7 separate regions of the Homo sapiens genome follow, and all the other regions are linked to region 3. The links are chromatin loops, found by intact Hi-C in ENCODE. Cell type or tissue: dorsolateral prefrontal cortex. All regions are shown on one strand.

Region 1 (4,000 bases), 270 kb before region 3:
AGATGTGTTCAGCTCCTTTTATGAAACAAGAATTGTGGTATAACCAACATTGTCCAAAGTAGAAATCCATAGCTTAGATTGGAACCCTGCAAAAAACAACACAGCCCTCCTTGAGGGCACAGCCCAGTAAGAACATTTACTATCATGTAATTTTCCTGGCTGTGTACTTGCTGGAATGGGGTTTAGCCACTGTGGTTTCAAGTCTCTCCCGATAGCCTTCCCTTTGCTGAGTAATTGTAGGCGAGTCCCTTCTCCTCTCTAGGCTACAGCGAGTTACCTTATCTTTAACATGAGTGGTTGGCCTAGATGATTTCAAAATCCTTCCCAGCAATAACATCCCATAGGTTGAATCATCAGCCTGAGGTTTAGTCCCAGGCAGTGGTGTGTGGGAGAGAGCATGCTCGTGTGTATGTGTGTGTGTGTATTTGCAGTGTCCTTTAAGTTGATTGATAATGTCTCATATCAGATGCCAACCAATAAATGCCGATGGTAGAGACTTCACTTCTAGCATCCACTGACTTCAAAACAGATAAGGACTCTGGGAAAAGCATGACACCTGTAACATGCATAAATACGCCTGGCAAGCTTTAGAGCCCCCAAAGTCTTTTTTTTTCCTGGCAGGTATGCTAAACGTGTGCACATAATTGTGTGACAAATATTGCATACAGCTTTGCTTTACAAAAGTCAGGTGTCTCATTTACCCAGGAAAGCTGCTGTGTCTCTAATAAACGAAGCCACAAGACCAACACTTCTTTTCCGAATAATTATCTTCTGAAGGCTGCATGGACAGAAGATGAGAAAATCAAATTAGTCTGAGACAGCAAAAAGGAAAGTAAAGCTAAATACACACAAGTATGGCCACTAGAATTACAGGGAAGTCCTTCTGGGATGGTGGCCTCTTTGATGGTAGGTAAATAACAGGAAAATCTAAAAACCCATTGTTCTCCCCATCCTACTGTTTTTAGGTTTGCTGCTGCCTTATCACTACTGAGGGATTTATTAAATGTAAATCTTAAAAGAGGCTCTACAAGACTTATATATAAATATTCTCCTATCTCTGTCATTCTTGAGTTGTGTCTCTGTTCCACCCATTCCCACAGTAACCCACCTAAGAAATAAATAAATAAAATGCTGTCATTCCCTTTCTGAAAAACCCCCAGTGACCCTTAGCAGATTGAAGTCCAAATCCCCGAGTGGGGCCTTCAAGGCTCTGCAGGGTCCCCAACTGGCCCCCCCTTTGCTGTCAATCTCCCTTGCACCTTTTCTCCCAGGATGCTGTCATCTCACCTGAAGGCACACGGAAAATCTCAGCCACTCCCCCACCCCAAGCCTTTGTTCATGCTGGTTCCTTTACCAGATTGGCCTTTCCCAGTCCTTTATTTGCCTAAGAAACTCCTACTCCTCTTTAAGACCTTGCTGAAATGTTGATTCCTTGGGAGAATTGTCCCAAATGTCCTCCTTCTCTTCATCAGCAAGTATTTGTTGTGGGTCCCCAGCCCCAGGTATTAATGGCATAGAAATCAGTGGTGAGGGAGACACACTGAGAGACTGGGAACCAGAAGATGTTACCAAAGAGGCACAAGTTCCCTGGGGAGCAGACCCTGAGTGCAGTGCATGGCACACAGAGGGCGTTCTTAAGCATCGGTGGAATAAACGCTCCAGGGATGGATGAGTAATCCGCCTGGGACACTGGGAAGCCATGGGGCCCTCCCAGGAGCCATCAGAAGCAGCCGCAGGTGGAGTCCTCTGGGATGCCACAAGGAATGCCACCCCAACCCGGGCAACTGGTCTGGCTGCTGACACTGCCAAGGCCCAGGGGAGGATGGGCCCTGAACTGAAGCTGAGCGGGTCAGGGGCTGGCCAAGTGGGTGGAGGCAGAAAGAGCCTGAAGGAGGCATGCTGAGCCTCACCTTTGGGAGACAAGAGGGGGCTCCCACACAGCCCCAGGAAGGGAGACCAGGAGGCCAGTCCACATCTCCTAAATGACCAGCAAAAGATGGGTGGCTTGAAACACCCAGTGAGCAGTGGCTCTTTGGCCTGGTTCCCCCGCGGCAGCTCTGGGTGCTGCTTGCACGCAGACAGCACCAGGTGCACGGTCACATGGGTTAGTAAGTAAATGAACAAATGCACAAATGAACCAGGTTGTCAGGATTGCAGCACTTGGCTTTTGGTGCATCTCTCAGTTTCCCTTTAAAAGAAAAGTCTCCAAGGACAGTAAGATGAGGGACAGGTGAGATGGGGGCACACCAGAGGTCATCTTAGTTTTTCTCCCCTTAGGTCCATTAAGGAAAAAGACCCTCTCAGGGTCCTTTCTGACCCTCAGGAGTGGAGTCCCAGCCTAGAACCCCAAAGGTATTCCATAAAGGAGTGTTGCATGCTTGCAGGGGGCCTATGTTTCTGTGATTAAGAACATGACCTCTCCCACATCCCCCTCCAAGGTCACACTGTCTGTCTCACCGTGACCCCAATAGCAAGCCTCTGGTGTGTGCTTTGGTTCATGAAATGCTTCTTCTGGTGGGAAAATGCCATTTTTAGATAGACAGACATCAGTAAAATATAGCCATGACCTAAGCTCCAGCTCAGACTAAGGAAGCCCCACAAGCTCCATTTCCTAGCACTGGGGCGTCTCATTCCCCTTTCCTATCCAAGCAGTTGGGGAAAGCTCTGCAGGGGAGTGTGCACACCAGCCAGGCAAAGGATGGATTCAGGCAGAGAAGAGGTGAGGCAGAGAAGAGAGTTCAGGAAGAGAAGAGGTGAGGGATTAGGACCAGCCCAGACACCTGAAAGAGAGAAAATCTGGCCCTTCCCTCCTGATGGGCAAAGAGAGCCCCACAGTGGCCACAGGATCTGCAGGGAGTCCATGGCACAAGGAGAAGAGTTGGGAAAGAATAGAGAAGGCAGTGGGGGTAGACTGAGGATGACTGGGACCCCGGGCTGAGGAGGCCGACTGAATTCAACAGCCCCTGGGAGCCATGGAAGCTGCTGGAGCTGAAGAAGTGCATGGCATGAGCATTGGGTGGACTGCAGGGCAGAGCCCGGAGCAGAAAAGCAACACAGAGTTGAGCCTGCACCCAAGGCTGGTCAACTCCGGCCTGCCTGGGTAAGTGCTGAGTGCTGCAGGGAGGCATGCTACAGATGTGGGACTCCATTGCATCTTTGGGGAGAGATCAGGAAGAGCCCTTGTAAGCCCCTGCCTGGTCACAGAAAAAATCTCGTCTGCAATAAGCAAGCAAGCAATGCGGCGGGGAAAACATTTGCTTAGGATGCACACAGTCCAGGCTGGATCCCTTGTGTCACACCAGGCTCCCAACTGTGTGGAGGTAAGGGCAGGCTTGGGCCAAAATCCCAGCATTGAGTCTAACAAAATGCCATGGCAGGGCCTTTATCAATGTTCATGAAACGGAGAGCCTCCTCGACCTCCCTGAGCCTTGGTCCCTTCTCTTGTAAAAACCACCCATGTTAGGATGATATTTGCACTGCACTTAGAACATGGTAGGAGCTCCACAAGTGGTTTTGTGACTACTTATCTTTCACGGATAAGGAAAGTGATCAGTAGAAAAACTGTGAGAGGGAATTAGCAACTGATCAAATGTCTAGAGCAGTTTTTAAATTTTTGCATAACATTACTTTCCAAAACTTGCCCATGTCAGTAATTTCTTCTGGTGCATCCGGACCACCTATGGTCAGTATTGAAATTGTCCTCAATAGAGGGTTTAGTGGCATTCCTGGAGTCACATGGCAGGTCAGAGGTGGACCAAACAACAGATGCCCTGCCTCCCAGCCCAAGACCTGCCCAAAACTTGACCATGTTGTCCCTGCTAAAGAGCACAGGGACCCAGTGCTGGGGGGCTGTCTTCTCTCAGGCCAGTCCTCCAGGGAGTAAGGGATCTGGGCAGGCAAGACTGGAGGCCTGACAAGAAGGTGTGTCCCAGGAGGACTTTGTGCAGAGCTCAAAAGGATGGACAAGTTTGGCCTTGGTTGAGGTTGCTTCCTGTTTCTA
Region 2 (4,000 bases), 440 kb before region 3:
GGGAGGTGAAAAACAGAGACATTAAGTGCCAAAGCTTATGTTAATACAGCATTAAGGTTGAAAATGTAATCTCCTAGGAGTCAGGAAATTCCGAACAAGGGGTTTCCATGGCAACCCAGCCACACTGCTCCTCTGTCCATTCGGGCCCTGTTTTCCTTGTTAAATATGATCCCATCGTATATTATATGTTATCGAGTTAAATGTGCTACCCACAGCATGCAGAGCTCCAGCCAGCAGCCCTCAGAGCTGCAGGAAATGAGTGTGTGTGTGTGTGTGTGTGTGTGTGTGTCCAGGGGTGGGAGCCTTCAGAATTCGCCTAATATAACACAGCCACATCTTAGGTCCTCGTATCTAATAAATGAGGTGTAATTCCATTAAGAGCAGCTCCTGTGTACACCAATGAGCAAGGAGGCTGCAAGCCCTGTGTTCAGAAGGGGTCGTTCAGGGTGCCTGCCCCTGCTTGGGGTGGGTAGGTGAGGGACGTGGCAGATTCCATCACATCCCCCACAGGAGTGCCCAGCAGCTCCGGCAGGACCATCCCTGCCACCCGGGGCTGCCTCCTGGATGCAGTTCTGAAGAGGTGAACTGGAATTACCTGACCCAGTGGTTCTTCTCACATGCCAGCCGATTGAAGATCAGCTGTCACTGTTAGTTAGCATCCCAGGGTACACTGGGCACCAGCAAACAGATGCGGAAAGGAAATTTGATGCTTCTCCAAACCCTGTCTCCCCACTAACACACCACAGTGGACAAAAGACTTCCAAAGACTTCCTCGGTGGCAGTGGGAGTTAGAAAGAAGGGGGAAATGACTGTCAGGGAGGGCAGCTAAGTAGTGCAGTGTGTGACGGAGAAACATCTGTAGGATAATACAGCGGAAAAAGCATGGAATGTTAGAATCAGGCTGCCTGACCTCAGCCGTCTCCCAGCCATGCGGTCTTCAGCAAGTCCCTTAATTTCCCTTTGTCTTAGTTTTTTCATCTGCAAAATTGGGATAAAATTACCATTAACCTCACACAGGCTTGTTGGAGGATTAAATGGGATAATTGATGCAAAAGCTCACTGTAAACTTCTAAATCCCTATACAAATGTCACTCTTCCAGGGAGCTCTAGAAAACCATGCTGGATTCTGGACTACTACAGTAGGCTGTAGAAATTTTGTGATTGGTTCTGGAATTCTGCGTTGGGTTCCAGAATTCATGGATGGGTCTAGAACACAGACAGACTTTTTCTGTAAAGACTCAGATCATAAATATTTTGGGATTTGAGGGCCATGCTGTGACTACTCAAGTTTTCTGGAGATAAGAAATGAATGGGCATGGCTGGGTTCCAATAAAACTTTATTTACAAAAACAGAAAGTGAACCAGATTTGACCTGTGAGCTGTACTTTGCCAGCCCGGGTCTACAGTGATCTGTGTAGGAAAGCAGTTTTGTGAGAATGCTACTCCTCTCCTCAGAATTTAACTCTCCCTCTTTGACACCCTCCTATCCTCCCATCTCCCACCCACTCACATCCATACCTCTTTCTTTACCCAGCCAACTCAACCTTCCAAAACCAGTTAGAGTCAGCTGCTCCACGAGCAAATTGCAGTCACTTTTGGCCCTTGCCTGCCTCCCTCACAGACTGTGAGATCCTTCCAGCAACCAGCTATGTTACCCAAGGCCCTAGCCCTTAGTCAATGTTTGGTCAATGTTTGTAGAATAGATGGTATGAAAAAACAACAACAAACAAACAAACAAAACAAAAAACAGAAAACAAAAAAACATCCCAGGGAGCCAGGACATTGTCATTCTCAGGAAATCTGTGAGCTGGGATCGTTTCCAAAATCTCAGGTCTGGGCACCAATCCTCTAGTTATAAGCTACTCCGTCAGGGCTTCTAGAACCATCAGTAGGCAGCATCTTTATAGATGCAGGCCAACTTGTGTGTCCACAACCCAAGCCTGGGGCCAACCTGTTGTCTACATAGGCGTGGTGGTGCCCTGTGGCAGCAGGCCAGATGGGCAGGAGCAGGTCAGCGGAAGGCTATAACCTTAGCGAGAAGGTGACAGCCACAGCACCCCTCCCTCTGAGGGAAGGCGCCCCATGTGATCAAGCACATGTGTTCCTGCTCATGACAGCGCAGCAGCCTCCTCATGCCACCCTCGGGGAGCCTCAGCCTCCTCCAGGCTGATGATGTGGAAACTTCCAGAAGTGCAGCAGCCTCTCAGCTTTCCCATTTGCTAGCTTCCCCCATCCTCCTCCTGGGCACAGCAGACAGGCAGAACCAAGTTGTGTAACTCACCTCTGAGTCACACTTCCCCTGTTTCCCCCAGCACGGCATCTGCTTTCTGCCTGACAGAGCCAGGCTTCCTCGGGACAGCCAGACAGGCGGCTATTGTTCAAAAGTCAGGGCCGGTTTGATGGGCTCTCCCGCCCCCAGTAGATGAGCTAGGAAGATGTCACTTTTAATTACAACGGTGAGGGAATAGGTATAGGTGTGTGCGTGTGTGTGTATGGAGCAGGGTTCCACAGGCTTGTGCAATGTGCGTGTGTCTTCACATCGTGACGTGGGTGTGTCGTTAGTGCAGGCTTGTGTATTGCATAGGTGTGTGATGGGTACATGTGTGCTTGCACACGCAGGGCTTTGTGTGTGCACAGGCAGATGCTTTTGGGTACATGGGAGGCTGTTTTTCCTATACGTGCTGTGTGCCTAAGAATGTCTGCTGTGTGGCCATGTGCTTTCATCCGGGTCTGTGCGTGTCTTTAATTTAGGACTCCTTCTCCTGGAGGATTCGATAGCTTCCACCCTCTAGCCTTGGCAAATGAATATTTTATTACTTTTCTTTTGCCATAGCATTAAGCAGTTTTCCTGCGAAGAGCGAGAGCATGACACACTCCAGCAGACAGAGACAAGGCCTCTGATGTCAGAGCCCTGAAAAGCAAATCACCCTACGACGACGTCCCAGGAGGGCTCGCAGATGCTGGGTGTTAGGGCCATTAACAACTGATGAGTCAGCCCTTTACCCGTTCGTCCGACAGCATTCTCTCGAAATATAAAGCCAGCACACCCATTTCACAGGAGGCTGGAGGGAGCTCCCTGCCACTCCTCCCAAAGCCAGCCCAAAGCTGTTTAATTTTTTTTCTCACTTCCTGGTCCTCCTGTTAGGCAAAAGGCTGAATCCTGGGAACAGAAGATCATCGTATAACCCAGAGCCGGCAAGTGAAAGGTCCTGACTTCTCCCCAGGCTCAGGGTGAGGGCCAGGCAGCCAGGCTGAGAAGGAGCCAAGAACACAGGAGGCAGGAGGCCGTGGAGGCACAGTGGGAACACCGATATCAAGACAGTGAACAAAGACAAGCATGTAAAGGATGGATTCGTAAATAGGTCATCTTTATATTTCACTCCCCCTCGGGACAGTCTGCAAGGCTGGGGAGGACATGTCTCAGGCTGACCCGCTGAGGAATGGGTTGTACACCACCAACTCTAACCTAATTGGTAGAGGGTTGGCTGCCCCCATAGGCAAAACTAGCACCCTGTGCTGCAGGCCCAGGAAGCTTTAGACATAAGGCAAACTGCTGAGAAGGCCAACGGGGTAGGCTCTGCCATAGCACCCCTGAAAGGCAAGTGGCCTGTCCCACGTCTCCAGAGCTGCAGAGCCACGCCAGGCCCTTGCACTCCTGTCTCTCCAGCGGCTCTCTCCATCCACAGTGACTCAGATGGTGGTAGAAGCTCCTAGCTTCCCTGTCTCCCATCTCTCTAGAAGATGGCTTGGAGCAAGAAGTGCTTACTCCGGGACCTTGAGGCTGGGCCCGTGTGGGGCAGGGGCTGCTCCCCACTGCTGGCAGTGAGTCTGCCACCCAAGTTCTCTGAACCAGAGCAGCCAGGATGGGGATGAAACAGAGCCACATCTGAAACTCTGGAGCACTGGAGCTGGAGACATCATTCCTTGGTTCGCTCCTTCCACAGATAGTCACTGGGTGCTGACTGCATGTTCTGGAATAAGTGTAAAAGTCCCCAAACAA
Region 3 (4,000 bases):
GTGATGGGTTTTTCAGCTCTCACCACCCTGGTTCTCATGTACACCCAGCAATGGGCGTGCGTCCACCTGCCTGTTCACCCATCTAATGAGTACCTGCTGAGTACGGAGCCCTGGGCTAGACTAAGGGATCTGTAACTGGAAGACATTCCAGCTGATGGAGAGACAGTTGCAAGGAGTCAGCCCTCATCTAGTGCTGCTACGATGGGGGTGTGTGACAGCGACATGGAGGGGATAGGGATGGAAACCAAGAAAGAGCACGAAAGAGTGACAGTTGAGCCATACCCTGATGGATGGGAGGTGTCCAGGCATTGCGGGCAGAGGGACAGTCAGAGGCAAAGACATGGAGGTGCGATCTTCAGAGCACAGTCCGGGAGGCAGGGAGCAGCCCCACGTTGGGGACAAGGGATGTGACTGAGAGTAGTGAGGGCTAGGGGCCAGGCCGAAAAGGATCCCAACTGATGCTGACATGTGCAGGTTGGCAGGTCATTGCTGAGCCCAGGGCTCATGAAGTTTGTCCCTTTGGGAGTCTAAGGCTGATGAAGGGGCTGTCTGGGATGTCCTCTGGACCCCTAGGCTTTCCCTTCTGGCTGTGTCTTGGAACGCAGCCTCTGCTCGCGGGCTGTAGGCAGAGCTGCCCACTCCTGCCACTGGCACCGCTTGCCCCAGGGGACCTAAGCTGCAGATGTGCATGGTGATTGAATCATTTCTGCACACCACTGCTCACACAGCTCCCCGGGGACCCCCACTTGCCTGTGCAAGCTGTCATGAGATGTGTGTGCTCAAGTGCATCTGTGTTGGCATCCAGCATGTGCACATACCTGCTGTGAAGTATGCAAGGGGTCACATGTGTATGTGCCTATGCACACGTGTGCTGTGCAGACGCCTCTCTCTGGGTGCGTGTGCATTATGTGGACTGATGAACTAGTGAGGCCTCAAAGGTGGGAAATAAAACACTTGTGTTGGGACAGCTGACTGTTCGGTTGGCTGCCACCCTTGGGAGCTAGCTGCCTGTGGAGCTCCACATTTCTGTGGGGCAGCTAGAAGCACCTCATCCCTGTGTCCAGTGAGGAGCCCCCTGAGGGCTGTTTGCCTCCCCCAGCCGTTGAGACCGTTGAGATGCTTCTCTCCTTGCTGACTTGGCAGCCCAGAGATATCCAGGGCTCTATTTGGACCTGTCAGAGGGGCTCCAGCCCAGCTCTGCTCACGATGCCCTCCGTGTCCTCTTCCTCTCCCCACCTCCGCTTCCCACCCTGCTGCATGAGGGCATGAGGCAGGTGTTCCCAGGCCTTTTCAGCTCTCAACGTTCTATCCTCCAAGCAGCCCTCTATACATAATAGCCGCTAACTTTTCTTGAACTAGTCTTCTGCACCAGGCGCCGCTAAGCATAGACACCCTCGCTCTGCTGGGTGGTGAGAAGTGTAAATGGAAGCTTGGTCCCGAAAGACGTCCCACGGGAGTTGGGAAGACCGAGCTGACCCCATGTTACCATCCAAAAACTTCCATTTGCCCAACTAAGCCCAGCCAAGCGTAAGGTGCAAGAAGAAGCACAGAGCTGTGAAAGGGGCAGCGTCTTGGCCTTGGGCTGCCCTGGAAGAACAGCTCCCGGGGCTGCCGGGCCTTCAGCCTCCCCATGGACCTGCCTTGGGACAGGCTTTGCAGCTTCAAAAGCAGGCATTCTCCTCTTGTGGGGATGGTGTTTTCTGAACAGCCGGAGCTCCTCACAGGGAATCCTAAGAGGCTGGTATTTGACAGGCTGCCAAAGGCTGGCCAGCCCGATCCTGTGCTTTGCAGACAGCGAAATGGAGGTCCAGCTCTCTGCCCTATTCACTCAGCAAAGCAGGGTCCTGATCCCCCATGCTGATTAGCTTTGCATGGCTCCTGGCTGCTCTGACCAGGAGACATGGCGGGGGTCCTGAGCCGGGATGGGGGTAGCCTGCTTGGTCTCACCCCCCATTCAGGGGCAGTAGGAAGGGCTGAGGCCACGGGTGCACCTGGGGCCAGGCCGACAGTGATCTGTTGGGCGGGAGCCCGGCCTCTCCGGCTATAGAGCTGCAGCCACGGAGGATTTGTAGCGACTTGTAAAGGCTTAAAGGAGTCCAGGAGCCCGGAGGCGGAGGCAGCGGCCCAGCTGAGTGGCGCTCTTGTGGCGAAGGGCGACCTCTGCTGGCCACCAGGTGCGTGTCACCTCCCAAAGGTGGCCGGTGTGCAGGGAGCCCAGTGATGTAAGTGACTGGATTTGGGCAGGTTGGGTGGAACAAGAAGGTCATCTCCTGGGGCCCAGTCACAGCCGGAGGTGGGGACTACCAGGAAGCTCTGACTGCCAGTCATGGGGAGTGCAAAGAACAGCACATTAACAGCTGGAAAGGTAGAGGGTTTGAATCTCAGCCCAGCAGCTTTCCGGCTGTGTCACCTTGGGCAATTTGCTTCACCTCTCTGAGCCTTTTAAGGATGAAGAAAATTAGCACTGCATAGGGCCTGGCCTGGTGCCTGAACATAGCAGGTGTAGAACAAATGGAAGATCCCAGCCTGCCCCTCAACAAGCTGTCTCTTGCATGCCTCCCTCAGCGCACCCTTCCTCTCTTTATGCCTGAGACCCTTTGCTCTCTAGGCCTTTGACCCTTTTACTCCAGAGACTGGAGCCTCCATCTCCTCCATTCCTGGGGTTAGTAACCGCAGTTCTCCATCATTGACCTCAACAGTTTAAAAATGTCACCTCACCTGTAGGTGCCTCCATAATCCGCTAGCCATTTGTTCTTTTATTAAGAAACACAGGACACAGCGCTGTCCCTGTGGTCTGCGATGTCCCTCCTGCCATCCATCTACCCACCCTTGGGTCTCACAGGTGTTGCAAGCCCAGACACTCACCCCTCGGTTCCTGTGAGCTGCAGCCCTGCCTGGGAGCAAAGCCCCCCTGGGACCTGGACCCAGCCCAGTGCCCCTTGGCCTTGAACAAAACACTGATGGGCCCCAGGCTCCTCAGAGTAAAACCAGTTGAGGCAGAGCGGGTAGATAGGGGACCTGAAAGCACCTTCGGCCCTTAATATTCCAGGAATCTTTCTGTCCAGAAGCCAGTTCAGTCCAGCCGCCGGCCTCCAGACAAGACTGCCCGTGACCCCACGTGGGGCCAGCCCGAAGGTGGACAGTCCCATCTCCCAGTTTGCTGTTAACTTCTTAAAGCAGGACCTGGGCCCCCGCTATGACTAAACAGAAAAGAACTGCCTCTGAGCCCTGTGGTCGCCAGCTGGGTGGATCTAAGCTCCTGTGCCTGCTTGGGGCTTCCAGGCAACAAGCATTTATCAAGGCCCACCGGGCTCTGCCCCCGGACACAATGTCAGGAGAAAGTTCCTCTTGAGAGGTAGACCCTTATGGGTCACTGACTTGCCCCTCTGCAGCATCCTGTTCTGCAGATGGGGAAACCAAGGCCAGGAAACCAGAGAAGCCCACTCGAAGTCCATCCTGGCTGGGGACACCTGGGTGCTCACTGGAGTGAGGGAGAGGACGGAGGGCCTGGAAGCACACCTGGAACCTCCACAGTGTGCAGGTCTGGCCCCCAGGTCACTTAGGTTTGTCAACAGCGCCCCCTGCTGGCTGCCTGGGCCACCGGTGGCCCTTTGTCCTGGTGGGCAGTGGCCTGCCGACAGCAGGATGAAGGCCTGCCGGGCATGAGGTTTCTTTGTACTTCTCTTCTGTCTCCTCCAGCTAGGAGCTGAGCCAACCCAGGCCTTTGTGGGATGGGTCTCCCTGTCCTGGCTGGCTGTGAAAGTTGAATTCTCTATTGGAACCCTGGCTACCAGTGTTCACCCATGCCCCCACGTGGGACCCAGGCCTTCACTGCCGCATGGGTATCACATGGTGCCTGGGAGACCACCAGGGTCCTTTGGCTCTGATGGGGCCTGGCACCAGGAACTGAGATGGCCTTGCTGAAGGTGGCACTGTCTTGCTCCTGCTCTGGGCTCTCTGTGTCCTTGTCTTCCACACCATGGTTTGTCCCTGACCCCAG
Region 4 (4,000 bases), 340 kb before region 3:
TCAAACTGATGGCCCGCAGCCTAGACCTGCATGTGAAAATTTTAAGGCATTGCACAGTTCTATTTGGCCTGTGCAATGCTTTTAAAAACCAGTGCATTTTATATAGAAATAGAGATTTCCATTTCCTCCTGAAAATTTAAAATATCAAGCCTTTCTGGAGGCACTTTCTCACAGGGGATCAACTGGAAATAGTGGCAGTTGCTCTTTTAGGCAGGGTCTGTGCCCTCTATTTTGCCACAGGCCCCTCTACTCCCTATTGTGTGTCTTATCCTCCCTGCCTTGCTAATAGCAAAACTCTGCTTGACCCCTCTAGGCATCTGGGTTTGTGGCCTAGAGAATGCCTTGCGAGACTTTGTTTACTCCTAAATCAACTCGATCCTCCAGCCCATAGTATTCCCTCTCATTTACCCCCAGACAAGTATTCCCTCTCATTTACACACACACACACACACACACACACACACACACACACACACAGGCTACGAACCATGGTGCAGTGGAGCCCATCAGCCCAACTGCTGATGCTGTAGACAAGTGTCTCATTAGGAGTGTGAGGAAGGGAAGACCCTCCAGGGGAGGGGAAGGAAAATAGCATAAACACAGGTGGGGAGGCAGGAACACATGTGCAGGGCGGGAACACACCAGCGCAGAGGAAGCCAAGGTGCAGTGGGAGATGAGGCAGGCAGGTGAATTCCATGTTCCAGCTGAACTAGCGGCGGGCCAGCCCACAGGGGCTCATTCCTTCCACTCCTCAGTGAAGACAAAGACTGGGTCTCTTCAGTCTTGTGCTACCAGGAGCACAGTCTTAGTGACAGCTCCCTGTGCATTTTACCATCATGTAAAATGCTAGCCATAGCCATTGTTATGATTGTTGTCTGCGTTAAGGGCTTTCTGACTACCAGGGGCTGCAGGGAACTTGGTTTGCAAACATTATTGCATTTAACCCTCACTGCTCCATGGATAAGCATCACTACAACAAGAAAGGTCAGGGTCAGAAGGGTGAAGCAGCCTGCCCAAGGTTCCTCAGACAGTAAATGGCACAGTTGAGACTGCCTGGGTGCAGCGTCTGCGTCACCCCGCAAGGGTGGGCTTGCCAACAGTGTGTTCAGTTGAAGGGGTCTTGGTCTCAGCAGGAAACCAAGCCCTCTGACCATCTCCTTCCCTCAAGAATCTCCCCCAGATGGATCCACTGGAAAACAAACCCATCCCTGGCCACTCCAGCCTCTGAATGCAGGGGATGGGGAGAAGTGAGTGGGAAAGTTTGAATAAAATCCTCAGTCCGTGGGGCGGTAGGGAGTGTGGACTCTAGATCCAAGCGCTGCCACTTTCCTGGAGAGAAGCCTGGGAAAGATCCCCAACTACTATGCCCCTCTGTGTTCTACCCTGTGAGGCAGGGATCATAAGAAAAGCAACAATCATAACTGCACTTTCCTCTTGAGGTTAGGACAGAGGAGGAAAGTACTTTGAACAGTGCTGCACACAGTAAGAGCTTTGCTCATGGAGTGGCTTTACTTTGCTCCCTCCCATTCACCCACAACTTGGCTTTTCAAGTCCTTTGAAACACAGTGGGGAGCAGGATGCTGCCTTCCCTGTCCTCTTCCCTGCTGGGGAGGGTTCAGCTCTCTGGTGCCTCTCTGCTCTGCTCCAAGAAGCCCAGCTGGCTGCACCAGTGGCCTCACAGCTGTGCCCTATCTTGTGACAAGGCCCGGCTCATGGAGTGGGGCCAGCTTGGCCCTGTAGCCAGGGAGAAACTGGTTGGCTCCCAAGGAGTGCTCTGCTCTGAATGGGACCTGGCCAAGTGGGATAGTGCCCTCAGAATGCCCTCAGTCACCTAGCTGGCCTCTCAGGCAGGTGACATGCATGCTGACCCCCAACCCCAGGCCCCTCCCACCCCACAGTACCCACCAAAGCCCGCGGAGGCTTTTAGTTAGCAAAGACAGGGTGGAAAAGGGGTAGTGGGGGCCAGGAGCTCTTGGGCTCAAACCAAAGAGAAGGCCAGGGTTATAAGGGCTTTAAGTGACAGGCAGTCCAAGAACTTCCCTGCACCCTTGGGGAAACTGAGACCCTGAGAAGGGAAGGATCCAAGTTTGCATAGCAGGTGAGCAGCAGCAAGGGTGATTGTTCTTAGGAGGAAAGAAAATGGCTTTCATAGATCTTTGGGAAAGAGGACCAAGAAGTGTCCTCAGTGAGCCTCTAATCCCAGGTTTGCAAACTCAGGCATTGACAAGGACCAGGCAGGTAACTTTAGCAGGTGAAAAGCCAGGTAGGGACTTTGGTGGTCCAGGAGCACTTGGCCCATCTAAAGGAGATGCCCCTCCCCAGGACCTGCCACTTCTTTCACAGTAGTTTGATTGAGGTGTAATTCACATGCCATAGAGCTCACTCATTTAGTGTCCAATTCAATGTTGCTTAGCACATTCACACAGCGGCATGACATTCACCACAGTTCAATTTTAGAACACTTTTGTCACCGCAAAGGAAACCCCATGCCTATTAGCAGTCACTGTCCATCTCCTCACCACCCCTTCCTCTGCCCCTGGCCCTGAGCAACCACCAATCTATTTCTCTATAGATTTGCCTATTCCGGCCACTTCACATAAATGAAACTGTACAATATATGGTGACTGGCTTCTTTGACTTACTATGATGTTTTCAAGGTCCATTCATGTAGTAGCATGTATCAGAAATTCATTGCTTTCGTTACCAAATAATATTCCATTGTGTTGATATTCCACATTTTATGCATTCATTCACCATTTGATGGCTTTTGCATTGCTTCTACTTGTTTGGCTATGGCAAATAATGCTGCTATGCATGATGCTGCTGTGCATAAGGTTTTGTGTGGATATGTTTTCACTTCTCTTGCTTACATACCTAGGAGAGGAATTGCTTGATCATATTGGAATTCTATATTGAATATTTTGAGGAATTCCGCTGCTTTCCAAACTGGCTGCACCATTTTACATTCTCATCAGCAATGAAGGAAGGCTTCAATCTCTATATATCTTTGTCAATGAGGATGTCTGTCTGTCTTTTTTACTATAGCCATCCTAGTGGGTGTGAAATGCTCTTTGTAGTTTTGATTTGCATTTCCCTGATGATTAAAGATGTTGAGGATTTTTTCATGTACTTATTGGCCGTGTGTGTATCTTCTTTGGAGAAACGTCCATTTAGATCCTTTGCCCATTTTTAACTGGGTTATCTTTTTATTATTGAGTTGTAAGACTTCTTTATATAGTCTAAAGACAAGCTCCTTACCAATCCTATACGATTTGCAAATATTTTTTTTCATTCTGTTTGTCTTCTTTTCACTGTCTTGATGGTTATCATTTGCAGCATAAAATTTTCTAATTTTGATAAACTTCCTTTTTTTGTCACTTGTCCTTTTGGTGTCATATCTAAGAAACTTTGCCAAATATGAGATCATGAAGGTTTTACACCTATGTTTTCTCCAAGAGTTTGATAGTTCTAGCTCTTACATTTAGGTCTTTGATCAATTTTGAAAAATTTTTTTTTGAGACAGAGTTTTGCTTTTGTTGCCCAGGCTGGAGTGCAATGGCATGATCTCAGCCTACCACGACGTCTGCCTCCTGGGTTAAAGAGATTCTCCTGCCTCAGCCTCCCAAGTAGCTGGGATTACAGGTATGCGCCACCACACGCAGGTAATTTTGTATTTTTAGTAGAGATGGGGTTTCTCCATGTTGGTCAGGCTGGTCTCAAACTCCCCACCTCAGACGATTCACCCGCCTTGGCCTCCCAAAGTGCTGGGATTACAAGCGTGAGCCACCGCGCCCAGCCAATTGAATTAATGTTTATATGTGGTGGGAGGTAGAGGTAAAAATTCATCCTTTTGCATGTGGAAATCAGTTGTCTCATCACCATTTGTTGAAATGACTACTCTTTCCCCATTTTGTTATCCTGGTCCCCTTGTTGAAAATGGCACCCATGACCGTAAAGGTGAACATTTATTTCTGGACTCTCGGTCCTAATTCTATGCCAG
Region 5 (4,000 bases), 540 kb before region 3:
GATGAGCGGGTGCTGCCACTGTTAAAAGCAGCACTGTGTTTCTGCACCCCAGGGTTTGTGCTCAGTAACTGTTTACTGAATGACCAAATACCCTTTTCCATTATTGTGCTAGGGTCAACAGCTGATGCTGGTGTCCACCCACGGTGCCCCCCTACCCTGGCCACAGCACACCCCCCTTTATCGATCTCCTTGATTAATAAACAGTCCATGTCAGAGAACAGGAGCCTAAATCACACATCTCTTTGTGCCTTTCTCCAGATTTCTTCTTTTGTTTCTTGGGGAGAGGCTGAGGCAAGTCAACTCACAAAAATGTGCTTCCACTGAATGGGATCCTGGAGTTTATCTAATAGGCAGGTTGGGAAAAATGAAAACGCTAATTACTTCAGGGAAAGATGGAAAATGAGTCAGCTGATTGGGCCACCAGGCAGCCAGTAGGAGCTGATTTTTTTTTTTTTTAAAGAGGATAATGACTTATTCTAGGGGATTTCAGTTGTGCACACACAACAAAAATAATTCCAAGTGTCTGCTAGCAAAATCCCACGCTGCCGAACATCGCGTTTGAAAATTAATGTGACAAGCTGGAGGCCTATTTGCCCCAAGATCAGAAGACAATGAAAGCTTCCTCCCCAGGAAGTTTCTCAGGGTAGAACCAGAAATCCGGAACTGGAGAACCCAGAGGGCAACGCCCCACCGGAGCCAGTGGACGGGAATCAGCTGGGACGCCATGCTGCCCTCCTTTGTCTGGGTGATCAGGCCCAGCCTCCCGAGTTACTGATGATCCATATGGAAGCTGGTGGGGCTGCACATTAATTGCCTTGTTCAACCCATCATTAAAATGATACGTCTCGCCTTCGGGAGCTGTGCTGGCTGGCGGCGAGTTGGGCACACCTCCTGGGTAGAGAGGTCTCCCAACAGGGCCCTACACACGCTTCTTTCTGAAGAGTTGCACGGTGATTTGGGGTTCATGCTGGTGCCATTGGACTCTAGGAACCAAGGACCCCAGGGCCCTTGCTCCCACTCTCCTTTCTAGCGGGCAATGGAATTAATGAACCCCGGGCAGCCCTGGATGCAGGGCACACTCGGTCCTTTACAGCTCTTTGTCTGCAGCCAGGCTCTTGTCTTTCAGAGCTGGCTGCCGCCCCGTCTCTGGAGCTGATGCAGCAGCCAGATAATGAACAGTATATCAGCGGAGGCGGCGGAGGGGGGCGACGGGGAGAGAGGCGAGCGCCCGAGCGAGTTGGACTGACTTATTATTCCTTCACTCTCAAACAAAACAAAATCATTGGCCTGCCAGGGTCATTAAGGACCCCGGGGTTGTCATAGAAACGACCTTTGGGGCCTGGTGGTTGTTAATGCATGAGTGACTGCCTGCATTGTGTGTGTGGGGAGAGGTCAGAGTTTTGTTGGTGGCTTAAGAAAGAAAGAAAGAGAGTGAGGAAGAAAGAGAGCCAGCACAAAGCCCAGGATTGGGCGGCTGACATTCAGAAGGAAGGTTGTCCGCCGTGGCATTGATTAGCTGTCTGGGATGGTGAAAGTCCTGTGCCCGGCACATAGTAGGTGCTCAGTAAATGTCTGCAAAGGTGAATGGACACGTTTCTCTGGTTAAAAATGCCCTCCTATGCCCACTCTGAATTCCACCTCCCCGTAACCCGGAAGCCACTCTGCCAATGCTCTCCCTGAGAGTGCTTAGACAGGTAATGCTCCATCATTGTTCCAGCCGAGAGTAACAAACTCACAAGTTTCAGGAGGCACTTCTATGCCTTCAACTTGGACAGGACAATTTTCATGGTTCCCAGGGACCCAGGAGGAACTCGTTGGGGTGGGTGGGCAGGGGCTTTTACAGAGGAGAAATATAGGACAACAGGGCCTCCTCTGTCAGCCTTGGATTTACAGATGCGCCTTCAACCCACTTTCTAACCAGGGCACTCTGTCCCCTGCCAGGAGACACTGAGCACCACCCGTGAGACGGAGCTCCCCCTACTGGCTGGTGTTCAGAGAGCTCAATCTCCAGGGGTTGACTCTCTCCAGCTTGTCGGGTTTCAGAACCAGCCCTGCTACTAACTCTCTGTGTGTCCTCTTGCAAGTCCTCCTTCCTCAGTTTCCTCACCTGGAACATTAGACATGGTCCAGATGACATCTACAGCCCATCCCAAGCCTTCTGTTCTGATGCCTCTGGGTGGGGGTGGGGGGTGGGGGGGGTGTCTTTTCTGAATTTAGGATTTTACTTTCCAGGTTGGAAGAAAACATTCTAGCCACCTTTTGGGGGTGATTATAGAACCATTTGATCTCTGAGATGTCTAAACCTGGTTGCCTTCTCTGGTGTCACCATAGAAGTGAGGAGGCCCGGGCCTTTCAAGATCCTCTAACACTGTACTGCTTATGTTAACTGTAACACCATGTCCCCTGATAGCCTCTTGAAGTCTCCTTGTCACATTTGGAGGCCAATCCCAGGACCTGCCCACTGGAGACACACTCACTTAGCATTTACTACTAGAGTAGCTTCTTCTTAAAAATAGTTTCAGGAATCTGTCTGAAACCTTACCTGGCAGATTCTCAGATCTTTGCTCAAGCAAACCAGACTATCACTCACAGAATCCCTTCTTCAGCTCATGGACCCCAGAACACAATGGCTGCAAAACCCAGGTCTCTGATGTGGGCCCAGAACGAACAAACACCTCATCTCAGTGAATCGCAAATGCCTGCATTGCACATCTGTGCTCTTTTGCAAGGACTTTGCTGGGATTCGTGATGAGCACACCTATTACAGAATCTGGAGTGAGAGTGCCCAGTACAGCGGGGGTGGGGGGGTCCCTTGTGGGCAAAGGACCATCACATTCATCTACAGCACTGAGCCTGGTTCCTGCCCTGGAGTAGCAATAAGATATTGGAGTGAATGTTTGGTTCCAGTCTTTCATTTAATTCTTATAAAAAGGCAAGCAGCTACATCCCCCACAGAGCAGATGAGGTATCAGACAGGAGGAAGTGTGACTTGTCCAAGGTCACAGGAGGAGCAACTTTAGAAGCCGGACCCACAAGCTCCAGTCTGTTATGGCTCCGCCCACAGTGCTGCCGAAGCTGTCACCTGCGTGAGTACCAGAGAGTAAGAAGCGAAGAATCTTGTTATTTATGCTCATGTTGCATAAAATGTTATGCTCAGATAGAGTCAGTTTACCTTTGTTTTTGTTTTTAAAATCTGCACAACTGATTTGCATAACTGTCAGGGCCATGGCCTGGCACCTGTTCCCCTGTGTGTACAACAGAAAGGAGACTTTTGCCTACAGTCGAGCATGTTTTACTTCCTTTCTCATTAGTTGCAGAAAGAGAGAGGACTGTGCCCAGCTTGGACTCCAGTTCAAATCCCACTAAAACATGCTGAATCCTCTGTTTGGCATAAAACACGCTGAATCCTCTGTTTGGCATAAAACACCCAACTCAGATTGTTGACATATATTCTCTTTTCAACAAACTGCATCTTCTCAAATAAGTGAGAAGACAAAAATCCATCGAGTTTCCTGGTTTCCAGAGGTAAGAGAATTCAAGAGCAAACACTTCAGCATGCTGGAGCTTAAGTTTCCAAGAAAAGAAATGAGGAGTTGCTGATTTGGAGAAAAGGCCCCAGGCTAGACATGACTAGCTTACCTGGGGTTGCAATTGCTTCTAGCTCATGTGGTAACCTTTCACAAGTCACTTCCCCTTGTAGAGTCTATTTCTACTTTTCTAAAACATAAGGGAGCCCAAACTTTGAAATGTTGTAATTCTGAAGCTTAGGTTCCTATAAAGGATGATAAACTCCAGAGTATTTGTATTTAATGAAGTTTAACACCAGGTTATAAAATAGAGCTTCCTGGGAGAATGAGCCATCATCTAAACCAGCAGAATTGAACAGAGTGTTTTACTTTGCATTAATATGTTCCCTTAGGGACAAGGACAAAACCCAACATTGTAAAAAATGTCTTGAATATTTGCATATTGCATATAGAATATTTGCATGCAGTATTTA
Region 6 (4,000 bases), 220 kb before region 3:
AGATGGCTTCTGTCCAACCCAAGGGTCCGGCCCACAGCCCTCGGCTCACACGGCCATACAAGTCTGGGGACATCATGTCACGCTCGCTTACTCTAAGGGCCCTGAGGCTTGTGAGGGCTGTGGTCAAAGACAGGCCTGGGAACTGGGGTCCTGAGCACCCTAGCCCAGCCCAGTCCCGCCCCGCGGAGGGGCCCGACTGAGCTGGGCCGCGCGCCCCAGCAGCCCCAGCAGCCGCCGCCCACCTCGGCCAGCCTGGCTTCTGCGCCCCGCCAGGAGGTCGCGGAGCGGAGCGCGGCCAGGAAGTGAGCTGAGAGTGACAGCTCCCCCCACGCTGTTTGTTTATTCATGACTCATTCTCTCCACACACTGGCTCTTCTTTCTTTCGGGAGGAGGGGAGAAAGGAGCGGGAGGGCGGGCGGGCAGGGGAGAGGCAGGCTCCACAATAAACAATGAGGCAGCTGAGCCGGTGGGGAGGGAGGAGCCCGCGCGGGGCGCAGGGCCGGGGCTGGGGCCGGGGCGCGGTGTTTCCAGGCCGGCCGGCCCGAGGCTTGCGCTCCCGATCCCCGATCCCCGATCCCCGATCCCCGCTCCTCCCGGCCCCGCCCGGCCCAGCCCGGCCCGGCCCGCCCGCCGCCACCTCCCGGCGACCGGGCAGTAGCAGCCGTAATTGGATCCTCGCTGCCTCCTCCCAGCTCCCCGCCCCCAATCGGGGAGCGGGTAAATGCCGGGTACCTTGGCAAAACAGTCGGATCCAAACCTATTATTTGACTAATGGGCTTCCCTCGTGCGGCTCCGCAACGCCCTGCAGACTCGCCCCTCCCCCCTGCCCCCTCCCCAGAGATGGCTCCCCTCAGCGGCGCGGCTCCGGATAACTGGAGGAAGCGCGGGTTCCGAGGCTTCAAGGGCCTCATTGTTCTGCCTGGAGGGGCACATTGAAAATGCTCCAGGGTTTACTTCCTGTGAAAACAGCCTGGGAGGGAGGGGGCGATCCACGGTGGAAAGACATTATCCTCCTGGAAGCCGCCCAGATTACACAGGGAGAAAAAGGTTGTTTTGATTGTTGCTGGCTCTTTCTTTCTTCCTTCCTTTTTCTTTCTTTTTCCTTTTTTTCCCCTTCCCTCCTCTCTTTTGCTACCCTCCCCGGGCCAAAGATGAATCTTTACTGCTGTGGAGCAAGTTGGAAATGTGGGGCTGTTTTCTGCATAAATAAGGCTGGTGAATGGCAGAGCCAGATATAAAGTCTGATTCAGAGAAATTCAAAAGAATGCAGGGGCGATGAGGTGGGCAAATCCAAGAAACTCATTTCCCCAGCATGCCCCTCTGAGTCACGTCTTGCACCATGAGGGGAAAACACATCACGCCACAATATGTCACATGCCTGCCGCAAAGGAGCAGGCCCGGTGGGAGTCACACAGCTCCTTCCTCCCCAGCCTGGCTCTGCAAGTCCAGAACCACAGAGAGCAAAGTGTCAGCCGGGAAGAGGCGAGGGTCGGTCCCACCAGGCTCCAGGTCAAAGCCTTCTCCTAAGTGAGCTGGGGCAGGAATAGTACTATAGCAGCAGCGCACCCTTGCACAGCGCCCACTAGGTGCAGGGGCCTGTTCTGCGTGCTTTCCATATATTCCCTCATTTAATCCTCACCACGACCCTGCAAAGCAGGTGCTTTTACTCTCCTCTTTTCCAGGTTAGGAAGCTGAGCCCAGAAAGGTTAAGGAATTGCCGAAAGCCACACAGCTGGTGAGCAGGGAAGCCAACCCAGCAGGCTGGCTGCGGGGTCCACGAGCTTGGCCACTGCACTGACACTTCCCAGCTTCCTCAGACTTGTTATTGGAAAGTGGAGACAGTGACACCAGCCTCAATGGGAGCTCAGGAGGGTGCATTAGGAAAATCCAGGCAAACTGTTCAGGACAGCACTAAGCATTAGCTCATGTTGATGGTGCTATTGTTTTCAAATAAACTGGACCCATAAGAACAATTCCTTCCTAACTCACAGGGTTGTCTTGAGGGTTAGGAGAGACCAATTCAAGAGGCCGTCCCCAGGGCAATGCCTGGCCCTCGGCAGGTGCCCGTGGATATTGGTTTTCTTCTGCTTTCTCTGCCTCCTTTTCCCATCCCTTCTCACTCAACCTGAAGATTCTTGTCTTGAGATTTTCCCATGTACCACCCAGCAGAGTAACCATACAGGCACCTCTCCCAAGATCCTCAGCCCCACTGCCGTTCCTGTCAAACTGGGTGGAACTCTACATGGGCCCAGAGTGCCAGCCTTACGCGGGCCTGCCCTGACCACTATGCGGCGACTTCAAAGTGGCTCCCCCAGCCCCTGCCCCCTCCACCTGCACAACTCCATTTGGCTCCGTTCAGCTTGTTCTTTTGGCCACAGCCTCATGGCCCTCTAACACACTCTACAATTCACCTCTGACCGTATTTGTGATGTTTTCTGTCCCCCACCTCCTCCAGCTAGAGTGTAAGACCCACAAGAGTGAGGATTGCCACTTTGTTCACTGATGCATCCCAAGCATAGGAAGCCCCAGTGAGTGTCTGCGGAACGAATGAATTCCCGCTTGTTGACCACTCTTCCCTGCCCGTTGCCTCCTGTATTCACCAGAGAAACTCCCACTCATCCTACAGACCCCTGCCTCTTGGAAACCCTGCCCCATGCCACCCACCCCTGCTTCCTTGCTGACAGCTCACAGTGCACCCTCCTTTAGTCATATCCCTTGTCACTGCGCTTTGCCTCACCGACCTTCCTTCCCAGACCTCCCCACTGGCCCTTCTGGGACCCCACTTCCTTTAAGAGCACCCCCTCTGTCCTCAGCCTTGTGATGGAGGCTTTGCCGCTGGTGACCCATCTCCTCTATCCTCTCTGGGGCGGCTGTTTCTGTTCCTACATCTCACTCCCTTGTGTGGTTCCCAAGATCCCCACATCCCTTTCACATCCCTAGGGGTGTTTCCAGACTGTGAGGCCATCAGACCCTTTCTTTTTTTTTTTTTTTTTGAGAGACAGGGTCTTGCCATGTTGCCCAGGCTGGTCTCGAACTCCTAGGCTCAAGTGATCTGCCCACCTCAGCCTCCCAAAGTGCTGAGTTTACAGACATGAGCCACTGCACCCTGCCCTAGAATGGGATTTTTTTTTCTCATTTAGGGTTCATGCCTCCTGATTCTACTACTTTCCCCTCTCTCCCAACCTCTTGGATCCCACCTTCCTAGCCAGCATCTTTTGCTCCTGAACTACCCAGCCTCAGGTCGCTGCCTCTCCTTCCCTGTCCAAGGTCTGCCAGCAGCTGATGGCCTTCAGCATCCATGTGGGTGACCCATCCAATACCTGGACTCCCCGGACCTCCAGCACCCTTCTCCAGGGACCCTCTAGCCTACTCAAGTCCAGCCCCCAATCCCAGGCCACCACTCGAAACTGCTTTTCCTCTTCCATCTTAACCCCAACATCTCTTCTTTCCCTCTGACCACATTCTCCAACTGCTCCAATGGTTTGGTCATCAGAATGACCCTCTCACCAGCACCCCTGATTTCTTAGTACCCCCATCCTTCCCTTCATCCGCCCAGCCAGACTTAACAGGGGCCAACCCAACCACACTCTTTACACGGCAAGCTTAGGCTGGCAAGGGCCCACAGCATGAAGATTTGGCGCCAGTGTCAACATGAGGTCTCCAGTCTCAACTGCACCGTGGACATGAACCCAAAGTCCTCTGCCTGCTTGCCGGCCTCCCATTTCCCTCATGGGTTCTTTGTCTCACTGACCTTCACCCTTCTCCCTCTGCCAACCTCAATTCCCAGAGACACTTGGCTTCGTCAAAATATGAAGGCCCTTTGGTGGGACCTGCTGCCCCTGCCCTGCCTCCAAACACAGCCCCACACCCATCCTGAGTATCCTCTGTCCAGAATCAGAGGGTAAGGAAGGTCTCTCTTCAGCCTGCCAGCCCACCCTTGCAGTGAGGTGCTGGGCAGGCCCGCTCTGGAACCTCGCCCATCTCTCCCTGGCCTACAGCA
Region 7 (4,000 bases), 620 kb before region 3:
GTCCCTACACATAGGCCTGGGCCAGAGAACTAGAAGTTGTTTAACTTGGTTCTTAGATCCAACTCATGCCTCATTAAATACCAATCAAGGTAGTATGGAATAAAAAATTTCATGCTAAATTCAATATGAGTTGAAAGATAAATATTGACTGGATATCCAGACAAAGCCAAGTTCCCACCTCCCCTAGACACTGATGCTGAAATCAGCCATCTCAGGTTTATAAAGATCCTCAGCAGCCTCTCCACAGAGCTGAGACCCCTGTAAGCAGCTGTAGAGGTGGGCTCTGGATTTTAGAAATGAGACTAGGATTTGTTTACGGGTACAGACATCTGAGTGGTCCTTCAGTCTCTGGCCCCACTCATTCTGCAAGGCAGCAGCAGCATCCCCAGCATGACTTAGAGTTTTCCTTTCTGTGAGAACATTCCTGGAGTCCTTCCATCCCTGTGACTCTTTGGTCCCTCAAGTTGGATGGGGACATCTTCTCTTAGGGGATGATTTTCATAACATTGTCACTTGCTGGTGGGCCCAGTAACACCTTTGTAGTCAGTGCTGATCATTATGTACTCATTTGAGATTTGCTGCGGCAACATTGTTTGTAATGTATTTGGGTGAGGAAGGGTGTTAAAGAGGCTGTCACAAAGTCTCCCTCTGGTAAAACGCAGGCAGTTTGAACATGCAAACTTCCCCTCATGGCAGCTTTCCCCTTTCCATTCAGTGCTTCTTCAGAGGCCCACTTTTTCCAGACACGGCGCTGTGATGACTGGTAGGAGCCACGAGGATGGCTGCGTGGGGAGCCTTGGTCCTGTCACTTCCTCTCTGCATCTGTGGACAAGTTGTTCCCCTCTAGGTGACTCAGATTCAACATCTTGCAAATGTCATTCTCAGAGACCTGAGATGATGATTCACTGAGATAAAGGACGTGAAAGTGCTTGCAGGATGTTAATTGGCTATAATCATTGTTAGCATTGCTGCTGGCACTCATGGACTTCCTGCAGCAGGCCTTGTTCTAAGCACTCTACATATGCTAAGGTACACAGTCCTCGTGACAACTCTTCTACATGGGCCATCATTTGTCCCCATGACATGGATGAGGAACCAGCTCTAATGAACCAGCACGGTTGCCCTTGGCCAACAGATATGGGATGTGCTGTGGGCCTCCTAGGTGGGAATACCCCATAAGGCTCAAAGAGCAGGTCGTATTTGAGAGGAGTATTGAAAGGTGAAAGGAATGTCATGTACTTAAAACCAATGGAAGCTGCCTCATATTCCAAGGGATGATATGGACATGTAGGGAGTGCCTGAGTTGGAGCACGAGATGAGCATATGTTGAGGCAGGGAAGAAGAATGTTGCTGAGGCCAGAAAGGCATTTTGTGCCGTTATGCAGGCACTTTTCTGCTTTGTTGCCAATATCACCCAGTGTTACAGAAAGGACCAAAAGCAGCATTCTCATACTGTCTAATTTTGCTCAGAAAGAGTGGCAGAAAATTTGTATCGCATCCAAACTGGTCTGTTTTTGGCAGCTGCGGGTCCCACATCCAGGAGGAGAGTTAGCAATTCTCTCATCAAGAAAATCTCCCCAGGGACCTGGAAGCAGCTTTGCCCAGTTCTCTGGCAGGGATACCAGAAGCCATTGCTGCCAGAAAGGTCGTGGTCTCTCTAAGGCATGGCTCTCCATGGCCGAGACCCATGATGATGAGGTACTCCTGCTCTGGAAGGGTCTTCCTCACACCTGCAGCTCATGAGAACCCTCCAAAACTGCTTCTAAAGGATGTTGGTGACATCAGGTGGTTAGGCCCATGACCTGACTCCCTGAGAAGGTGGTGAAAAGGGCGGTTGTCTAAACCACTTTCCTATTTAGATCCAAACTATGTGGACTGTCCTTCAATGAAAAAGAGGCTATCCATACTCCAAGCTCTTGCCAGAGAGCTCAGCCTGGAGCCAACTGCTGGCAGGAAGCCCAGCTGAGACAGTGGAGAACAATGGCTGCGCTTCTGCACCACTGCACACTGAAAGGCTGTTTCCACACACGGCATCTCAGGGCCATCTCTCCAGCCACCCCTCTAAGTGGTTCTTAGTTTTCAGTTCATAGATGCCTAGCGGGTTAATAGATTAATAAATGAGATTTAGGGATCCATGAACCCCTCTATAGCTGTATGCAAAATGTTGAGAGCAGGTATGTTTTTCTTAGGAGAGAGGCTTTAGTTATTGGTTTTTATTTATTTATTTATTCATTTTTAAATCAGATTCTCTAAAGAGGTCTCTGACTCTAAAATGGGTTAAGAACCTCCACTCTAAGGATGGATGAGTTTGGTCCTTATATTATGAAAGTGACCAAAGAAGCCACCCGTCCTGACCTTATTTATTTAGGTCCTGCTCTGAGATGTTTGTTAATATTATGGTCCAGCTGTTACCCAAAGTCAGATGAAGAAATTTCTGGATCTTCTAGTTAACTCCTATTGAAGACATGATCCATTAGATCCATTAGAGTATTTGGCACCAACCTGGGACCCAAGTGATACATTCTTTTTATAAATTGGCACTAGGAAAAACTTTGTACCTTTTGATGATGGGATGTATGTCTTTCTTTTTATCAACTGTTGAGAACTGTACGACTCAAGATGTTTGCCTCCTTTCTCTGGCTGCTGGGCTGCTGTGAAGTTCTGAGTTATATTTGATGTTCACTTAGTCAATGGTTACATTTGATGTGCATTTATTCAGGATTTTTGCTGATCTCCTGTGTTCTAACATCAGATAAGCACAGGGGAGAGAGGATTGAACAAAATAGAGGTGGTCCCTGCTGTAACACATGATGTTTAGCCCCCGGTTTTTGTGCATGTAGTTTTCTATTCCACTGCAGATTGTGAATAGTGGTGATCACCAACACCCAGTGTCCACTGTGTCCAGGCATGATCTAACTGTTTACATATATGAATTAATCTAGTGTCCCTGAGACACAATGACCTTAAGAGGTAAGTACTATTATGACCATAGTCTAAATATGAAGAAACCGAGGAAGAAAAAAGTTAAGCTTCTAAAGTTCACAGTGCTAGCAAGTGGCAAAGTCAACATTCAAAGCCCTTGGCCCCAGGCTCTGCACTTAGATGTGGAACTCACACTTCCATCCTCACCTTGCCAGCTGCTTTGTTGGGGCAATATTGTGTGTTTGTATGATGTAATTCACTCTATGGAGCATTTTACCCCCACTGCTGACTATAGTCCCTGATTTGCCTTTGTTTGGTAAATATTGCTCTTCCCATTGCTGAGATAGCAATGTCGACGTTCAGAAAGGTGAAGCAATTCTGTGCCTTTAAGGCCAACCTAGCCCCCAAAAATCAAGCGATCTGAGCCCAAGCCCAGAAGGCCTTCTTCCCACTAGTCTCACTCCTTTTCTCCTAATGCACATTTATGTGTCATTATAAGTGGCCCCAGTCCTGTGCAGGGATGCAAAAAGAAACAATACTTGGTGAATTTCATTTGAATACTAAGTGGAGAAGTGTCCAGTGGCCTTTGTTGGTTTTGTGACTTTGAAGATCCTCCAGTGCTGGTTAAATGTAAGATTACACCTGGTTAACACCAAGAGGAACCTGGAAGATCATTGATCTAGAAACTTCTGAAAGTTTTTTGGGAGGATAAAGTCTCCTCAGAGAATCTTATGCAAGTTATGGACACTCTTTTTCCAACCCAGTTCCCTGATCCTCATTCTTGTTTTGACAATTTTAATGATACTGTGACATTTCAGGATAAATTGTCATTGTTTTCAGAAAGAGCTTTCAGAAAGGCTCATTGCTTGTTTTCTGCGACTCTAAGCACCTTTCTCCTTGTCACTGAGTGGTGGAATATTTTCTTTTTTTTTCTGCAAAGGGGAAAAAGGGAAGTGTAATTTTCAACTCTCAGCGTAACTTGTCTTTGATTAATGTATATTGTAATCATCACAGAATACACAGCTGTCTATTAACGATGGAACCAAATGAGTTGAATAGATTATCAAAGAGCAGCAGC

Evidence for each region. A loop is a pair of places that touch in the nucleus more often than their neighbours do. Peaks named below come from ENCODE experiments on the same cell type or tissue, not always from the same donor. Only the 100,000 strongest peaks of a DNase experiment are listed, where the experiment ranks them.
Region 1: a loop joins it to region 3, with 3 times the contacts of the local background. A loop is called at or near these places in 23 of 110 quality-filtered maps.
Region 2: it touches region 3 in a loop (2.8-fold over the local background); 9 of 110 quality-filtered maps call a loop at or near these places.
Region 4: a loop joins it to region 3, with 3 times the contacts of the local background. A loop is called at or near these places in 43 of 110 quality-filtered maps.
Region 5: a loop joins it to region 3, with 5 times the contacts of the local background. A loop is called at or near these places in 40 of 110 quality-filtered maps.
Region 6: it touches region 3 in a loop (6-fold over the local background); 56 of 110 quality-filtered maps call a loop at or near these places.
Region 7: it touches region 3 in a loop (2.5-fold over the local background); 6 of 110 quality-filtered maps call a loop at or near these places.

Annotation. Positions count from the first base shown.
Region 1 is chr10:78,925,712-78,929,711 of GRCh38, forward strand. No RefSeq gene overlaps it. Among named protein-coding and RNA genes, the nearest start is that of ZMIZ1-AS1, 140 kb to the right of the region's middle. In dorsolateral prefrontal cortex, no CTCF peak of the experiment used is centred here; no DNase peak of the experiment used is centred here.
Region 2 is chr10:78,754,726-78,758,725 of GRCh38, forward strand. No RefSeq gene overlaps it. Among named protein-coding and RNA genes, the nearest start is that of ZMIZ1-AS1, 310 kb to the right of the region's middle. RefSeq lists enhancers at 1,592-2,230, 2,870-3,508, 3,509-4,000. In dorsolateral prefrontal cortex, no CTCF peak of the experiment used is centred here; a DNase peak (open chromatin) is centred at 2,206; H3K27ac peaks cover 1,175 bases.
Region 3 is chr10:79,193,461-79,197,460 of GRCh38, forward strand. The region is part of intron 4 of ZMIZ1 (zinc finger MIZ-type containing 1); the gene reads left to right. Among named protein-coding and RNA genes, the nearest start is that of ZMIZ1, 130 kb to the left of the region's middle. RefSeq lists an enhancer at 2,345-2,434. In dorsolateral prefrontal cortex, CTCF peaks have their summits at 2,150 (motif pointing left), 2,354, 3,599 (motif pointing left) and 3,798; DNase peaks (open chromatin) are centred at 1,751, 2,131, 3,219 and 3,581; H3K4me3 peaks cover 599 bases; H3K27ac peaks cover 1,442 bases.
Region 4 is chr10:78,854,952-78,858,951 of GRCh38, forward strand. No RefSeq gene overlaps it. Among named protein-coding and RNA genes, the nearest start is that of ZMIZ1-AS1, 210 kb to the right of the region's middle. In dorsolateral prefrontal cortex, no CTCF peak of the experiment used is centred here; a DNase peak (open chromatin) is centred at 1,680.
Region 5 is chr10:78,655,779-78,659,778 of GRCh38, forward strand. The region is part of intron 3 of LOC105378379 (a long non-coding RNA gene); the gene reads right to left. Among named protein-coding and RNA genes, the nearest start is that of LINC00595, 390 kb to the left of the region's middle. In dorsolateral prefrontal cortex, a CTCF peak has its summit at 1,969 (motif pointing left); DNase peaks (open chromatin) are centred at 1,153 and 1,973.
Region 6 is chr10:78,973,364-78,977,363 of GRCh38, forward strand. The region is part of intron 5 of ZMIZ1-AS1 (ZMIZ1 antisense RNA 1); the gene reads right to left. Among named protein-coding and RNA genes, the nearest start is that of ZMIZ1-AS1, 92 kb to the right of the region's middle. RefSeq lists silencers at 12-131, 172-241, 412-901 and an enhancer at 1,283-1,332. In dorsolateral prefrontal cortex, CTCF peaks have their summits at 730 and 1,575; DNase peaks (open chromatin) are centred at 398, 898 and 1,448; H3K4me3 peaks cover 1,607 bases; H3K27ac peaks cover 2,380 bases.
Region 7 is chr10:78,578,233-78,582,232 of GRCh38, forward strand. No RefSeq gene overlaps it. Among named protein-coding and RNA genes, the nearest start is that of LINC00595, 310 kb to the left of the region's middle. In dorsolateral prefrontal cortex, a CTCF peak has its summit at 1,936; DNase peaks (open chromatin) are centred at 778, 1,593 and 1,969; H3K27ac peaks cover 2,234 bases.